2 separate regions of the Mus musculus genome follow, and region 2 is linked to region 1. A link is a loop called in an ENCODE intact Hi-C map of the cell type or tissue named here. Cell type or tissue: heart. All regions are shown on one strand. Links, peaks and the distances in the headings refer to the core of each region. The heading gives the core; the rest is flanking DNA. Region 1 holds the start of Asphd1 (aspartate beta-hydroxylase domain containing 1). Region 2 overlaps Mvp (major vault protein).

What was found. Hi-C counts contacts between places; a loop is a spot of excess contacts. Peaks named below come from ENCODE experiments on the same cell type or tissue, not always from the same donor. Only the 100,000 strongest peaks of a DNase experiment are listed, where the experiment ranks them.
Region 2: it touches region 1 in a loop (2.2-fold over the local background); 3 of 42 quality-filtered maps call a loop at or near these places.

The regions. Positions count from the first base shown.
Region 1 is chr7:126,943,456-126,952,241 of GRCm38, forward strand. It overlaps Kctd13 (potassium channel tetramerisation domain containing 13), which reads left to right. Exons shown (of 6, transcript NM_172747.2): 6 at 1,430-2,154. The coding sequence ends at 1,666. Asphd1 (aspartate beta-hydroxylase domain containing 1) reads right to left here and starts at 5,704. Exons shown (of 3, transcript NM_001347657.2): 1 at 4,816-5,704; 2 at 3,262-3,375; 3 at 2,532-2,755. The coding sequence starts at 5,674. The coding sequence ends at 2,646. It overlaps Sez6l2 (seizure related 6 homolog like 2), which reads left to right and starts at 7,080. Exons shown (of 18, transcript NM_144926.5): 1 at 7,080-7,661; 2 at 8,545-8,676. The coding sequence starts at 7,583. In heart, for the core only: a CTCF peak has its summit at 3,288 (motif pointing right); DNase peaks (open chromatin) are centred at 3,306, 6,536 and 7,056; H3K4me3 peaks cover 1,595 bases; H3K27ac peaks cover 360 bases; H3K27me3 peaks cover 2,851 bases.
Region 2 is chr7:126,992,190-127,000,975 of GRCm38, forward strand. Mvp (major vault protein) reads right to left here. Exons shown (of 15, transcript NM_080638.3): 4 at 6,284-6,407; 5 at 6,037-6,168; 6 at 4,049-4,143; 7 at 3,547-3,783; 8 at 1,331-1,612; 9 at 365-609; 10 at 86-283. Among named protein-coding and RNA genes, the nearest start is that of Mvp, 18 kb to the right of the region's middle. In heart, for the core only: a CTCF peak has its summit at 4,470 (motif pointing left); no DNase peak of the experiment used is centred there.

The DNA.
Region 1 (8,786 bases), core at 268-8,267:
TCCAGGGCTGGAGAGATGGCTGAGCGGTTAAGAGCACTGGTTGCTCTTTAAGAGGATGTGGGTTTGATTCCCAGCACACACCTGGAAGTTCACAATTGCAGTCCCAGGGGATCTAACACTCTCTTCTGGCCCCCAGGGGCACTGCATTCGAGTGATACACAGACAAGCATGGAGACAAAACACCCACACATATAAAAATTAATTAGTTAAAATTTAAAACTGTCTCAATACCCAATCTGTGTTAGGCACTGCCCCACTGCAAACCCCAGAGGCAGCCTGTTGACCGTGCAGAGCTTCCTTAGTGGTGTCTGATGAGCAGTCAATCCCTGTCGCCTGTCGCCTAATGAACCCAAGCCGGGCATCGTTTCTCCCTGGACACATTTGCTCATGGAATCTCAATGCAACTGCCCCAGACAAAGTTGTCAACCCCCTTTTTAGCTGCACAAAGTGCTGTTGTCTTGGGTAGAACACTGGCTGCAGAGCAATACTATACCTTTTCCTTTCCAATGTCCCCTAGCCAGTATTAGTCTGATACTTGTCACCTAGTGGAAGGACAAAGAAACACTGGTCAAAGAAATGGAAAGTACCTCATCTTCCCGCAGGGTTTTTCCCCCTGCAATTAGGAAGATCTGAAGAGGTAGCTTAAGAGGAAGGTGTGGTGGTGTACACCTATAATCACTTCTAACGGGAAGCAGTCGAACTCAATCTTACTGGCTGGCCTCTTACAGGAGGATTGCAAATTCAAGGCCATCTTGGGCAATCTAGTGAGACTGTCTTAAAATAATGAATTCAGTAATAAACAATTAAGAGTATGGGTGTAGCTCAACAGTAGAACTGGTCCAGCATGCATGAGACTCTGGGTTCATTGTATCCTTTTCAACACTGCCCAGCAGACTGCCCCTTTTCCTGTGTCTTCCTCTGTTTGTCTTTGTTCTGTCCTGGCACTTGAGATGCGTTCCTGTCCTGCTGCCACCCCTCAGTGTGCTTTCCCTAGCTGTCCACCTCCCTCTCTTGAGTTGGTCAAACACCACATTCCCAGCAAGGCCTTGTCTGAATTCCCTACTGAAAGATGAAACTCTCTTGGGAAAGGCTATTCACATCCCCTTTCCAGCTTTCTTCATAAGATGTCATCATCTGACTTAATATATATCTTAGGAAGAATGAGTCTGTGTTCTCCCCCTAGACTTCCAACATGCTGAGGGCAAGCATTTGTTTATAATACTACGTTCCTGATGCTTGGAACAACCCAGGGATAGTGGCAGTACTCAGGACTTACTAAATGAAAAAGCATTCCAAGAGCCTGGGCAGTGAAGGAAAGAAAACAAGTCTAACTGCCTTTGGGGCCTGGAGGAGCCCACAGAGGAGCCGCTGGGGAAGCGCTGTGGGACTGGGCCAGAGGTAGGAGCTATGGGTTGCTGGCCTTTTGCAGGTGGAATTCCCTGAGGCTCGGATCTTTGAGGAGACACTGAACATCTTAATTTATGAGAATTCCCGTGGCCCAGATCTCGCTCTCCTGGAGGCCACAGGGGGTGCAGCTGGAGGTGGTGGGGCAGGCCGAGGGGACGATGAAGAGAACCGAGAGCACCGTGTCCGGAGGATTCACGTCCGCCGCCATATCACCCACGATGAGCGTCCCCACGGCCAACAGATTGTCTTCAAGGACTGACCTTGGCCTTCCCCCGCTGTCCTCTTGCTTCTGGGACCTAGTCCCTCTGTCTCTTTGCCCCGGCTCTGCTGGCCAAGTCGTGGGTCTTCCCTCTGTCCCCTCGTTGCATGCTGTTTTCAGTGAGCCCTTTCCTTCCAGTCATCACCACTCACTGCTAACCACATGGTACATTCCAGCATTTCCCTCTGGCGGCGCTCTTCAGAAAGCCAGTGACCGCCCCTCCTCTACATCCTTGTTCTGCCATCTTTCTCTTACCATCTGATTCCCTTTCTGTTTTGTTAATACATTGAACACACGTGTAGAAAGGACAGTGCTATCAGCCACACTCCAAGCTGCTTTCCGCCATTGCAACAGAGTACTTTGCCCCTCCTGCCCCACCATCCGCCACCTCCCTAACTTTGTACTAGGCTGGCCTGGACCTGTGCCAGCTCTGCTATCGTGATCTGTTTCATATTATTTATTATTTTAATTTTCTATTAAATTATTGGAATAAAGTTGAGCTGAAGGTCTGCTGCTGACTCTCGGGTGAGGGATGCTGAGACGCTTATGTTAAGAAGATGCTACGGAAAAAAACAAAAACAAAAAACAAAAAAGATGTGCTGGGCAGTGATGGCACATGCCTTTAATCCCAGCACTTGGGAGGCAGAGGCAGGAGGATTTCTGAGTTCGAGGCCAGCCTAGTCTACAGAATGAGCTTCAGGACAGCCAGGGCTATACAGAGAAACCCTGTCTCGGAAAAAAAAAAAAAAAAAAAAAAAAGAGAGAGATGCTTATGCCTGGCTGTTTTGTGGTAGAAACATGAGCCCCTTGTCCCAAGCCCTGGCCTGGGATTGGTAACTGGGAAGGAAAGAATCAGGACTTAGGAGAGGATTGAGAATTTGTATTCAATGCTGGCTGAGGAGGTGGAGAAGAGGTCCTGACCACCACTCAGGCTGTCCGTGAGTGCAGCATCACTCAGCTCAGGTGCCAGAAGCGTCTCTCAAGGGTCTGGAGCGAAGACAAAGTCGAGAGCTTGGCGTTCTGCCCCAGCCACATTAGGATGCCAGAGGTCCACAATGAAGACCACTCGAGGCCCATCTTCAGGGGATCCTAGGGCACACAGGGATGGAGACAGCAGCTGATACCAGAACTCATGTGCTAGGATTCATAGTATAGACTGAGGAAAGCAAAGTCAGCACCAGGCCCTCACCAGTGGTGCATATTTGTTCATTAAGCCACGGTTTCATCCTGTAGCCCGGCCCTTAAACTCACCATCCTCCTGGCTCAGCCTCCTGAGTTTCACCATACCTGGCATTTACAGTGGTAGCTCTGTGTGCCCAAAACGGGTACATTTTATACCAGCTGACAGGCATGATATGATTAAATAAATGCCTAAGGTTTCACAGCAAGAGGATAGGGGTGCAGATAGTCTAGCTTATGGGCCTAGCCCATATGCACAGTCACCCGGTAAAGAAGGCAGATGCCCCACAGGTGATTGGAGGAGCTGTGGCTCGCCCAAGGCTGTGCAGTCCCAAAACAGTGCTGCTGAGAGCAGATTGGCTGGAATCCCTCCAGGTCTTTGGTCCCCTGACCCACCAGAATGTGAGTCCTATTACCATTATGAGCCACTGTGTGCAGGAAGGAGTCGTCCACCAGGAGGCAGTGCCCTTCAGCCCAGCACTGGGGCTCACCACCAACAACCAACTCACAACCAGGAGGGATCTTCAGGCCTGTGAAGAGAGAATGGGAATGGAATCCACCATTCCTGCCTGTGTTCAGGGGGCCTGCCCACTCAATGGGCCTCACAGGCCAGATTCTGTGGAAGTCCTGCTTTGGGAAGCATATCTGTCATTTGGAAGAAATCTCCCCTAAACCATCTCCTCCTGGACTTTCTGTCAATTCAGTTCCAGAATCTACTGTGTACTGGGCACCTCTCCCATGAGGCAAAACTAATGGATCCAGTCTGACCCCAGGACCTTAGTCGAGTGTGCTGAGAAAACAGCCGACTCTGACGTAAGTAAGACATTCCGGAAAGTCGTCCTTAAGACTGGGTAGTGTTCCCAACCTTATGAAGGTTAAAAGTCCAACATGTGCATGGTATCTCCAGGGAGCAGCCAAAAAGCCCTCACCCAGGGACCAGGGGTTGGGATGAGCCCTGAGGCAGAGGGGTGGTCCCTGAGAAGCCCCAAGTCCTGTAAACTGGCAGGGAAACTGTTCTGTAGGAACTCCACGTCATGCCTCTGGGTGTCACATGGCACAGAGGGGTGAAGGCAGGTCTGGTAGGAAAAGTAGTATGCCCCAAATCATAAGATCCACCCAGCTGGCAGTACACAGAGATTTATGCTAAGCTGAAGTCATAATATTTACTTTCCCAATTTTCTTTCAATCTTTAGAACATTAGAAAATCTCAGGGGGCTAGGGAGATGGCTCAGCGGCTAAGAGCACTGCTTGCTTTTCCAGAGGTCCTGAGTTCAATTCCCAGCAACCACACGGTGGCTCACAATTATCTGTAGTGAGATCCGACGCCCTCTTCTGGTGTGTCTGAAAACAGAAAATGCCAGGTTGGTGCTATTGAACACCCCACTAACATTGCTACTTATCAGCGAAGAAGCCTAAATAAAGTAGGCTACCTACTGCTCACACCTTTGATCCCAGAACTCAGGAGGTAGTGGGAGGCAGATCTTAGTGAGTTTGAGGCCAACTGGCCTGTATTTAGATTCCAGGCCAGTACTACATAGTGAGATGTAGATTATCTCACTATACTCCCTAGACTAAATAAAAGAGAAATAAGACCCAGGCTTGCCTCAGACTTGTGATCCTCGCCTCAGTCTCCCAGGTGCTGAGATTACAGGCATGCAAGACCATGCCCTGCTCCAAGCAGTCTCTTTTTACAATTTAAAATTCATTTTCTGGGTATTTCCTCTTCAGGGCAAGTAACACTGACCACTTACATTTCAGTGAGAATTTCTTTTAAGTTAAAAGGGGGGAGGGTGGCTGGTGGTTGGAGACAAAGAGTCAGCGTGGGACACTGTGTAAGCCACCACTGACTGGATAGATGCATAAAAACAGAACTCAGATCTGGTTGGGGAAGATTCTGAGAAAAGAACCAAAGTGCAGAAAGAGGTAGTAAAGTAGGAAAGATGGAAGGTTTGTAGACAGGCTATACTCACCCAGATGGCATCTAACCCGAGCATTGGTGGGTCCACAGCGGCCCTCAAGCCGGGCCCCAGGCAGTAGAACGGAAAAGCCAGCATTGCCGAAGGTATTGGCACTCATGAAGCTCCGTAGCCCCCTCAGTGCCCGATAGGCTCCTGGGCACCGCCGGCAGTTGCTGGGTTGGCATCGGCCTGCTTGGTACAGCAGGAGCTGGTAGCACCCAGGGGCCAGGGGTGGGGACCAGCCCCGAGGCAGAGGAGTAGTTCCTGAGAAGTCCCAGCTCACAGCCCCGAAGTCCCGCAAAATGGCGGGAAAGCTGCTCTGTAGGAGCTCCACGTCATGCCTCTGGGCATCACGTGGTACAAAGGGGGACGAAGGCAGGTCTGGTAGAAAAAGTAAGCCAGGGCGCTGAATGCCCATGACCCCTGCCCCTCCTGTGAGGCCAGAGCCTCCCTGAGCTGCCCGCCTCACCCTACCCATCCCAGCCCAGGAGTAACGCCTGGCATAGGCCCGAAGCCGCCTGCTCACTAGACCTTCTGCCCTGGGTCCTTCTCCAGAATCCCCAAGGCCCCTTGGGCCAGTCTGAGAACATACATCAGGCATACCACTAACACCCCCAGCTCGGCTCCCGGTCCCCAGGGCCTGCATGTCTTGGGAACCCAGTCGGTAGCAATACCAAAGGAACAGAGAAGTGAGGGCTCCGAGGAGCATAGTAAGGGCTGAGGAGCCTAGAGGCAGTGGCCATGGAAACATGATAGGCAAAGAGGCCCTGGCTAAGTGGCAAGCTGCATCTTGCAGACCCCAGCTCCCTGGTACCCCCAGTTCTCCACCTGACCCCTCGATGACTGCTTCCTGATTCCCTCCCTTCCACATCCCCACTCCTGTTCACTCCTCCTACAGGCCCCCCAACAAACCTTCCCCTCACTTCCCTCTTTCTTTCTCCCCTTCCTTTTCTATTTGTCTCCACTCGGAGATCACTCTTGTTCTCTCTTCCTTCTGTGGTTCCTCTCTCCTTTCCCCTTCCCGCAGTCTCCTCTTCCTTTCCTCTCTCCACCCTCAGTCTCCCAGTCTCAGCTGGTTTCTCCTCCCTCCACTCCAGCCCCCCTTTCCTTATCGACCCCTTCTTTTTCTTCTAGCTTCCCCTGACAACAGCGGTTCCTACTCCACCTGGCCCGCAGCCCCACTCTATAGCGGCTCTTTCTCTTTCCTCTCTCCTTGACCTGTCTTCTCCCTCGAAAGGGTCGGGTCTGTCCTCTCCGATTCCCGACCTCCTACACACCCCTTCTTGGGCGCCCACTCACCCTGACGTCACTCCTTCCCGCAACCCTCTCTGTTTAGCTACCCAGGACCCCTCCCAGAGGCAGCCGCAGCCCAGCCCTGCAAGGGGGGTGGGGGGAGACTTCTCTCTGGATTTGCCGCTCCAGACCCCCTCCCCCAGCCCTGACCGAGCGCCACGTGGGGTACAGGGACACAGTGCCAACCTCTAGCCGCCCCGCAATGCGAAAAGAAGGGCAGGGCAGACTCGGGGGCGGGGCGAGAGCCCTGACCCGCTCGTGAGGCCGGTGCTCTGGAACTGCGAGTCCGGCCGTGGGCCTGCGGGTCCCTGGAGAGGTCGGCCTGTGACTCCCCTTTCCCCTGGCTTGGCTACGCCAGAGCCAGCACAGAGCAAGACGCGGGTTCGCGAAAGCGGCTTCAGCCAATCAGTGGCTTCAAGGCCGCCCGTGCAGGCGGGGCCGGGAGCTGTCCTCGCGCCCAGGTGCTGAAAGGGCACTCGCTTGCTCAGTGGCAGAGCCAGTAGATCACGGGTGGTAGCCGCTAGGCTGCAGGTCTCTGTCAGGTCGCCTGCTAGAGAAGGGAGTCTCAACACATACCCATCAGGCTCCTTACAAACCTGGATACTCCCCATTTTCCTGCGGGAGGGGCGAGCCCATCCCACCTGAGCTTCCATAAAGGGCATAGTGAAGGCCCGCGGGGAGGTCCGGGTGTGGACAGAGGACATACTGGACAGGCCAGGAAGACGTGAACCAAGCTGTGCCTACTCTTGACACCTTAGGAAGACCAGGTGCAGATACCAGATGTTCTGGAATGGCGCCGGGAGGGAACCTAATTACTACTGGGACCAGAGTTTCCTTCCTCTCCCCTAGGGGCCTCGGGAAGTGCAGTCCTGGCTCGGCATCCCTCCTTCCTCCATCTGCACTTCCTCCTCCTCCCTCGTCAGAGAATAAATCCCAGGCCCCTCCTTTCACCCGTCCCCAGGATCTGACGTGGGCTTGACACCTTTCTCAGCTTCTCCCTCCCGCAGCTCCAGTGGCCGAGCTTCAGCTTCCCTGGTTCCGCAACCCTTTCCCTCTTCCTCTCCGAGATAAGCCCCGGTTGAACCTCATAAGGGCCCTCTGGATCCTCAAGCCCACCCTGGACCCTCGGAAGCTGCCTTTCCCCTCCCACTTTCCCCGGCTATCTATCTATCCATCCCGATGGGCCCAAGCTCCCGAACAAGGGGATAACCTTCGGCCCTCTCGGCCCCACCCCCCGCAGCGGGAGCCGCGCCCCCCTTTGCCATAGATCGCAGAGCAAAGGATAAAGATTGAGCAAAAGGGGGCGGACTCCAAGCAACCTCTAGGCCAATTCTGCTTCTCCATCCCAAAGGAAGAAAATTTGCCTTCCTTTGCCGACCCTTAGCAGGAAAGCAAAATTAAAGGAAAAGATAAAAGGACGCAGAGGGAAAGTGACAGCGAGATTATTCAGAAGAGCCACAGAGGAGAGAAATTAGTGTGAGTCGCCATGGGGACTCCCAAGGCCCAGCACCCGCCGCCTTCCCAGCTGCTGCTCCTAATTCTGCTGAGCTGTGCCTGGATTGAGGGTAAGGACATGTGGGGGTGGGCCCTGGGAAGGTTCTCGCGGGTCTTCTACCTTCTTTCTCTGAAGATATTGAGTCTTCCGAGCTTGTGGGGGAGGGGAGGGGCACAGTTGACTGGGAAGGGGCAAGCCAAGGCTCTTTGACTGTTACACGGAGCCCTTGAACTCCTAATTTTAAGGAGATAGAGAAATGAATAAGAAGAGCATTTAGTTGTATCTTAGGGGTTAAAATTCGGGAAGAAGAGCTGAGGGAAGTTGGGTGGATTTCTGCGGAGGCGGTAGAAGCAGGCAGGGTACCTGGGTGGGAGATGGAGGTACTGGGAGAGATGCCAGGCGCTGTACACACAAATGTTCTTGGACATATGGACAAAGGCAGATGAACACAATCAGGGATATTCAATCCCTGACTCTACTCTGATCCCCAACCAGAGTCTAGAGAAGGCACAGAGGCTGCAAAGACTGCAGAGAGAGAGAGAGAGAGAGAGAGAGAGAGAGAGAGAGAGAGAGAGAGAGAGAGAGTCTGCAGAGGCAAAAACCCTGAGAGAAAGCTGGCACTGCGGAAGCAGTCTGGGAGATGCTGTCAGACTCTCCTCAGAGTTTAGGGATCAGGGGAGTATTTCACTGGGGAGGAATAGAAAGCAGTCCCAAAGCACACCCTGCTAGAGCTGTCCAGGGTTAGTACTAATTAAGGTTCTCACTGAAGGCCCAGAGACCAGGAGCTGGAACTCAGTGAGGGAGAGGGCAGATTGGAGCCACTCCTCTGATCTTGGCTCTCAACCCAGCCTGGGACTCCCTGAGTGTCCGATAAGATGTGCTCTGGGGAGCATCTCTCCAGATAAGGACAGGATGTAGAGGAATGGAGAGGTTCACAGGACTTCACCTCCTAGGTCTGCCCCTGAAGGAGGATGAGATGATGCCAGAGCCTGGAAGTGAGACTCCCACAGTGGCCTCTGAGGACCTGGCTGAGCTGCTCCATGGGGCTTTGCTGCGGAAGGGCCCAGAGATCGGCTTCTTGCCGGGTGAGGCCCACAGTGTGGCATAGGAGTAGAGAGAGAGGCTATGTCGCTGAGAGCTGGAGTGCCTGGCTAGAGGGAAGGCGGGTTAGAGAGAGTTCTGTGGGAGAGACCCC
Region 2 (8,786 bases), core at 605-8,604, 49 kb after region 1:
ATCAAGGCCTGCCTTCTGTCTGAGTTGGGGGCCCTCCTCTGTTTCTGAGGCTGCCCCCCCCCCCCCCCGCAGCCCCCAGCCTCACCAGTTGTAAGCCAGCTGCAGCTGCAGCCTGGCATGATCTGCAGTTTCGATGGTGATGACGTCAGTGAAGAAATCAGGTCCCAGCAGCAGGCAGAGTGCACGACGGGCATGAGGACGCTTGGGTCGCCCAGCAGAAAGGGACAACACTGTGAACTGCTCCTCGGGATCCAGTGACACTAGCTCAGGCCCAAAGACCACACTGTGGAGAGAGCTGGAAGTCAGCCGCCCTGAGAGCTTCCCTGGGGACCCCGGGACCCCGCAGAGGCCTCTGCTGGCTCACCGGGCTCTCTTGGCTCTGTAGTCGTACACCTGCACCGCTGCGTTGTGGGGGACACGGTAGCTGACCACTCGGGTCTTGTTCCTTGCAGCTGAGGGCTGAAGGACCTTGGCTGTGCCCTTCTGACCCCTGTCAGCCAGAGGGTCATGCCCCAAGTTCAGCAGCTCCTCCACTCCAGAAGGCAGTTCCTTTTCCCACAGGACTTCATCCTGAGTCAGCATGTAGGTGCTTCCAATCACAGCCCGCACCTAGGGGAGGCATTTTCAGAGAGGGCAGGAGGGAGAACCATCATCCTTTCAGCCCTGAGCCCACCCTGCCCAGGGCTAGCACAGTGTCCTGGTTAAAGCAGGTGTCTGCAGGAAGACTGCATTCCAGCTTGGTTGCCGTCTGCTCGCTTTTTCTCAAGCTATTGCTCATGCCTCACTTGCTCATCTGTACAATGGGCCATCTGGGGTTTCAGAATGAGGAAGGGCTCACACGTCTAATTCAAAGAACCACACTTGGTATGTAGTAAGTGCCTGGTATTATTTCTAGGGTTTTCCTTTGCTGAAGCAATGTGGTGTGCATCAGAACTTCAGCTGTGATCCTAGGAAGCGCCTTATATACACGAGTGCTGCCTCTGGCTCTGAATTGTTTCTACATTAGAGTCTCAGGGGGAAAGTTGGCAGTGTCACCCCAAGTAAAACCAAGGTCAAGGTTTAGGTGAAGCAGCAAAAGTCCACCAAGACCTTTATGCTCGGACCACATCTGCATCAGGGCAGAACTCCTGTCCTAAAGCCTAGCCCATCCTCTCAGCTGGAGTCTCTGAAATGTAAAATTAGGTATTTAGGACAAAGATGACAAATGGAGTATGGCATGGCCACCTGGCTGCTGCTGTATGAGTCTTCTCCCAACCTGCCTCTCTCCATCAACTCTACCTGCTTGCCCAGAGGAAGCCACCACCGGTACCTCCCATCCCACAGCTGGTACCTTTCCCGTCTTGACATCCTGAACATAGATGCCCTCATTTTGGTCCAGAGGGATAGCCTGACGCTCTTCCACCACCTCCACTTTGGCAGATGGCACATACTCCAGGGGCCCTCGGATGAGCCAGCGGTCTCCAGCCTGGTGGGCGACCTTCTCCTCCCCCTCCCCCTCCTCCAGGGGCTGCAGCGCCTTCAGCAGGAGCCCCTGCTGCTCTGACAGCACGTACACATCCTGGATGCCTCGTTCCAGCCTTTCTCCTGGCTGGAGGAAAAAGGACTTCTCTCCCTAGTGGGAAAAAAGGGGATGTTAGGTCATGGTGTCTCTCTGGCCATACTGCCTCAATATAGCCTCCTGGCTTGCCACTATTGCATGACCTTGAGCCAGGTCTTCTGGTGGCACTTTCCCATTCCCATACTGTGTAGAGGGATTTTAATCCAGCAATATAGCTACTCGGGCTGAAATACAGACATGCCCTTAAAACACACCTTTAATCCTAAACAACGACAGTAGAGTTAGTTTGTACAAGGAAGCACCCATGTTTGAAAGTGACATCTAACTAAATGGCAGACACTCAGAGAAGGATTTGACAGAACAGGATATGCCCAACCCTTACAAGAACAGAGAAAAAAATGAGAGGCTACTTAAGAGAGAGCAGCGCAGAAAGCAAAAAAGGAGGTTTAATGGGAGCCTTTTACAGAGATAGGTTGTAGAGAGAATACACTAGACACGGGTGAAGACAGATTGAGCGAGAGAATGAGAAGGAGCCAGAAGATGAGAACAGATTGCCAGAGTTAGTTTGACGCCAAGCAGATCAATTCAGTCGGAGGTGGAGAAAGAGGCCAGTTTGAATCGGTCAGCACAGAGAAGAGCTTGAGCCAGAAGAGCTGAGCTCAGAAAGAACAATAAAGAGTGAGCATATGTCGCAGTGAGTCTCAGAGGCTGGAAACATTCTAGGCCTAGATTAGACTGTACAGAGGCTAGCAGTTTCCAGGACTAGGTCTAGGTTAGCAGACTGAGGGAGGCCGGGCAGTGGTGGCGCACGCCTTTAATCCCAGCACTTGGGAGGCAGAGGCAGGTGGATTTCTGAGTTTGAGGCCAGCCTGGTCTACAGAGTGAGTGTTAGGATGGCCAGGGAAACACCTATAACAATAGGTGTTTCATTTCTCCCACTGTTTGTTTTCTTGATATTGGCAGAATTTGAGGATTTGGGGTTGAGGATTTGAGGGTAGGCAAACTCTTAGAGTCAAATCTGACCTGCTCCCAATGATGATATGGAACCAGAATGGGTTTGAACTTCTGGACTCCTGTATCAGCCTCCCAGGTAAGTGAGAATATAGATACCTGTGTTGTAGGTTTCCCTCCCCATTGAGAAGGGCTCCTGCTGGGTAGCCCAAGTTGGCCTCAAATTCACAGCCACACATTTTAAACACCAACCCATCAAATGATTGACACTTTAGGTTGTTCTGTTTGTTTTTGAGACAGGGTCTCATTAAGTCATCCTTGCTGGCCTGAAACTCGCTCTGTAGACCAGTCTGGCCTAGAATTCAGAGATCTGCCTGCCTCTGCCTCCGGAGATTAAGCTGGGATTCGGGCCCTGCGCCACCACATCTCGCAAGGGTTGTTTTTACTTTTAAGCCTCCTCACCCCTTCCTTTCTTTTCCTTTCTTAAGAGATGATGTCATGTATCCAGGGTGACCCCAAAGCTCACTATGGCCCTTGCGCTCCTGATCCTCCTGCCTTAACCTCCCCAGTGTACCTGCCTTTTGCACACCTCGTTTCTAGTTTCGCTTCCTTGTTGTTTCCATGATGCTGTGGCAATAGCCTAGTTGGATAACTTCAGCAGAAATCTCATCCACACAAGCCCTAAACTATCTAGTCCCTGCCTTTGTAGGGGTAGCTTGCTGAGCCCTAACGGTTCTCACAGGAGGCAGGATAGGGGAGAAAGAGCATGGGGGCTGGGGGCTGTGAGATTTATTTTATGCAGCATGACAAAGGTTCCAGAAATTGGGAGAAAAAGTTCCAGAAACTTCAGGAGAAGCCTAAGGCCCAGGGTAAGCAAATAGGACAGCGTGTCAGGAATATAAACCTGTGTGCAAAAATACTAAAGGTATTTCTAAAACATATGTGTTGTTTGGAAGACGTGGAGCAAGACAGATGAGAAGGCCGCTTGCTGCTCAAGGGTCTCCCTTGTCACAGCTCTGAGGTGGAGATGGCCTTACCTTGACAACACGCTTTTGTCCCAGCTGGTTCTTGCCATCTGGTCCCATTGGGTCAAGGATAACACAGTAGTGTCGAGGTCCCAGGGTGGTGATGGGCACCACCCCCAGCACCTCCTCATAGACATCCGGGACATGGGCTTCCGTGTCCTGCACCGTCACTAGCCATTCCTCCCCAGTGCGGTGGGCCACTCCCCGAAGGTCCTTGAAGTTTTGCCGAGCCCGGAGGTGCAGGGCCGTCTGCAGGTGGAGACACAGGGTACTTGTGGAGGCCTCTTGCCACCTTCCTGCTGCCAGTGCTTTGGATCTGGGAACACCATAGGCCCCTAACTTGATCCCAGGTCTCGGGGACAATGTCTACCTACCCTGGAGGATACTCCAGGACTCTCCTCGGGAGATCTGACCTGATTTCTCTAGTGTGCATAGGGACGATGCCTGCTCCTTCCTTGCACCTTGTCTGCCCTCTGAGCACTGCCAGCTTCTCTCCCCACACCCAAGCACAAACCTTTTCTGTAAGGATCACAGCGTCCACCAGATCCAGCACCTCTTCAAAGACAGCGGGGAGATAAGCACCGACGGATCGGACCAGCCACTCCTCACCTGGGTCAGGAGCAGGAAGGACAGCCAGTCACCCACCATCACTGCGTGGCAGCCCAGAGACCAGGACCAGCTGGGCTTTGAAGGCAAAGAAAAGCCACTGTCCCTAGAGTTGAGCACCTAACAAGGTCCTTGAAGCCACTGCTTTCTCTGAGGCCAGAGGAAAACTAACCTCTTTCCCAGAAGAATTAAAAACAAAAACAAAAACAGGGGGCTGGAGAGATGACTCAGCGGTTAAGAGTACTGACTGCTCTTCCGAAGTTCCTGAGTTCAATTCCCAGGAACCACATGGTGGCTTACAACCACCCATAACAAGATCTGGCGCCCTCTTCTGGAGTGTCTGAAGGCAGCTACAGTGTACTTACATATAATAAATCTTTAAAAACAAGAACAAGAACAAGAACAAAAACAAAACAAACCTATAAAACTTTTAGAGGCTGGGCATGGTGGCACATACCCATAATCGCAGCATTCAGGAGATTGATGTTGTAGGATAGGGAGTTTTTGGCCAACCTGGGCTATGCAGGGAAAGAAACCTATCTCAAAAGTCAAAAACCACAAAGGGCCTTCTAGAATGTCACATCAGTGCTACAGGTGCACCCTGCGATGTTGTCTCTAAGCACCAAAGACTAATTTTTCATGCTCCTGCAATGGGTAAAAGGGCCTCTCATAGACCTGAGAAAGTCATTGCCCAGTAGCAAATCACAGTCTTGCCCTGCATGGCCACATACCCTACAAAAGTGCGTCAGTCTTGCTGTGGATAAATGGGAACAGTAAGAGTCTCACTCTTGGGCTGGTGAGATGGCTCAGTGGGTAAGAGCACCCGACTGCTCTTCCGAAGGTCAGGAGTTCAAATCCCAGCAACCACATGGTGGCTCACAACCATCCTTAACGAGATCTGACTCCCTCTTCTGGAGTGTCTGAGGACAGCTACAGTGTACTTATAATAAATAAATAAATAAATAAATAAATAAATAAATAAATAAATAAATCTTAAAAAAAAAAGAGTCTCACACTTGTCAGGGGACTAAATAAAATACCATCTATCATCTTGAATGTATGTGAATATCTCACCTTTGATCTAGAACCAGGTAACATGTGTCCAGTGCCCACAGTTTATGTTACAGAGTGGGGACAGTAAGACGCTATCATGGTGTGAATGCAGGCTCAAGGCTAGCATGGAAGTGCGTGTGCAAGATGCAGCTGGTAGACCTCAGGAGAGACTGGGAGAAATCAGGCGTGGGAATGCATTTATACTCCCAGGACTCGGAAGGCTGAGGCAGAAGGATTACCATGAGTTTGAAGCCATCATGCACTACACATTGAATACCAGGTCAGTCAGAGCTACATGAGACACTGTCTCAAAAGGAACAGACCTGGGAAGATGGCTCAGTGGTTAAGAACATTGGCTGTTCTTCCAGAGGACCGGGGTTCAGTTCCCAGCACCCGCATGGTGGCTCACAACTGTCTATAACTCCAGTTCCAGGGATCTGTCACCCTCTTGTGGCCTCCATGGGCACCAGACACAAAGTGGTGCATACAGACATACAGACATACAAAACACTTATACACATAAAAATAAGGTAATTATATAAATATATATTTTAAATCTTTAAAACAACAACATAAACAAACAATGGAAGACAGACATATGCTGGGCAGTACTGGTAAACACCTTTAATCCCAGCCCTTGGGAGGTAGAGGCAGGCAATCTCTGAGTTCCAGGCCAGCCTGGTCTACACAGAAAAACTCTGTCTCAAAAACAAAACAAAACAAAAACAAAACACATACACACACACCTCACTTCTCTGGCTTCACGTGGTTCCTCTTGCTTTCCCTGCAGGCCCTCCCTCCTTCCTGCCTGCCCATCCACCACAGTGCTGCAGTCATTCCCACCTGTCACCCGTTCCTTGCCATCCCGGTCAAAGCATTCCTTGCGGGCCCTGAGCCGCAGAGCTTGGTTCTGTTTGATGACTGTGGCCTGAATGATCTCCACGACTTCCACCTCCTTCTGTGGGATGTAGGTGCCTGGGGAAGGAGAGGAGGAGACAGCTGATGCTCACAGCCAAAGATGTCAGGGTTATGGGAGAAAGGCAGGAAGCCCCGGCCCAGACAAGCACCAAGAGATGGGGACAGAACTCACCAGGTCCCTCAAACAGCCACTCGTCTCCTGCCATGACCTTGTCTCCATTCTTATCTTCAAAGTCCAGCAATGCCTTCAGATGCAGGGCAGTGTTGGGCAGAACCACCTGCAGCGGGGTGATGTCCTGCAGGGAAAGAAGGGTCATGAGTGTTCAAGCTGTGATTCCGAGCTCAAACCTGATACTTGGAGACCAGAGCCACAGCACCAGTCTCTGAGAGGTCCACACTGCTGTGGATCAGAACAGGGCCTTGTGAATGCTGAGCAAGTGTTCTCCCACCGAGCCACACACCCAGCCATCTTTGTGTATCTCCATTAAAATCCTAGTGTGATATACAAGGTAGGAGTGGGCCCAGGGCCACCAGGTCTGAAGAACTAAGGAGGATGTCACTGCTCCTGAGCCAAGGGCACTCTCTTCTGACTGTCGAGGACAAGTGTAAGGAGGGGACCTAGTGGGAAACTGGGAGAGACATTTAGGCAGCCGAACACCACCTGCAGGACCTGGTTCACACTGATGTGCTAGAACAGGGGTTCTTAGCCTGTGGGTCATGACCCCTCCGGGGTTACATATCAGAGATGTATATTAGGATTCAAAAGAGTAGTTATGAAGTAGCGATTTGGGGATCACCACAACATGAGGGACTGTATAGGGCGGCAGCATTAGGAAGACTGAGAATCACTGAACTAGGAAGGATTTGAAATTCAAACATAAAGCGGGGTGTAGTGGCACACGCCTATAATCACAGCACCTGATAAACGCCAACAGGCGAAGCAGGGATGGAATTGCACAGCAAGTTCTAAGTCAGCTTGGGCTACATGCAACCGTGCCCCCAAAAAGCAAAAAAGAGAAAGGAGGACGGAATAAAGGGGTGTAAAATGCAGGTTTTAATCTTGTAGCTTTGCTTTCAGTATTGCCTTGTGCTCGTAGGAAGGGGAGGCCTTACAAAAGCAGATGAACCTAAAAGTTTATAAAAATGACTAGATTTGGTCTCTGAAAATATTCTAAACGAGGCAGGAAAGATGAGCAGATACGTGTGAGCTGAACTAGCCTACAAAGCTGTTAAAGAATAGTGTCAGGACATTCACCCGAGTGATGCCCGTATTCCCCGTGTAGGTCTGCGCTGTAGAGGTGGGCAGCCACTTTATCTCCTGGCCTCACTCTGGGATGGAGAAAACAGATCTCCCGATCGGCTTCTGTCTAACCTAGACTTGCCTCAAGATCACCATCTTCCTGCCTCTGCTCTCTAAGGCACATGTCCACACACCTCGCTGTCATTTCCTGTCTGCTGCATCACAGAGCCACGGCACCTCCCTGGCCTGCTCCCTGCCTAAGTGACTAGGATGACAGTGACAACTGGCTGCCCCCACTGTTTCTTCCGTTCATTCGTCTAGCTTAGGCACTCCTTCGCCTGGTGGTATCTTGAACCAATACTGAAACTTAGAAAGAACAGAGCTGGGCTGGAGAGATGGCTCAGCAGAAGTCCTGAGTTCAATTTCCAGCAACCACATGGTGGCTCACAGCCATCTGTAATGAGATCTGATACCCTCTTCTGGTGTGTCTGAAGAGAGCAACAGTGCACTCACATAAAATAAATAAATAAGGGGGCTGGTGAGATGGCTCAGCGGTTAAGAGCACTGATTGCTCTTCCAGAGGTCCTGAGTTCAAATCCCAGCAACCACATGGTGGCTCACAACCACCCATAATGAGATCTGAAGACAGCTACAGTGTACTTACATATAATAAATAAATAAATAAATAAATAAATAGATGGATGGATGGATGGATGGATGGATAGATAGATAGATAGATAGATAGATAGGCAGATAGCTCCCTCTCCTTCTCTCTCTCTCTGCAGCAGGGTGGGGTGGTGGTGGTGGTGGTGGGAGGGTTTCTAGACAGGATTTCATTATGTAGCCCTGGCTGTCCTGGAGCTCACTCTGTAGACCAGGCTGGCCTTGAACTCAGAAATCCGCCTGCCTGTGCCTCCCGAGTGCTGGGACTAAAGGCGTGCGTCACCACTGCCCGGCTTCACGGATTCTTTCTAGGATTGCTTTGTCCTCGTTATTTATTGTTTCATTAAAATTTTCACTTTATGTATTCATGTGTGTATGTGTAGCTACACATGAATTACCATGCATGTTTGGAAGTCTGAGGAAAATGCTCGGGAGCTGGGTTCTCTCTTCCCAGCACAGGCACGGGTCTGGGGCACTGATCTCAGGTTGTCAGGCTTATGCAGCAAGTTCTTCTGGACCATCTCACTGACCCCTGGTTACTTCTATTGTCTTTCTCCCCAGCCGTGGACACACCCAGAGTTATGCTATTAGGCTCTCAAGAGCAAGAAGCACCCATTAGGATTTACAGATATAGAGCACTTGCCTAGCATACACAATGAACTAGGTTCTATCCTTAGCACTGGGGAAAAAAAAAAAGGAAAATTTAAGAGTGAGCTGGCAAGACTGCTCAATGGTGATGGCCCTTGCTGCCAAGCCTGGTGACCTGAGTTCA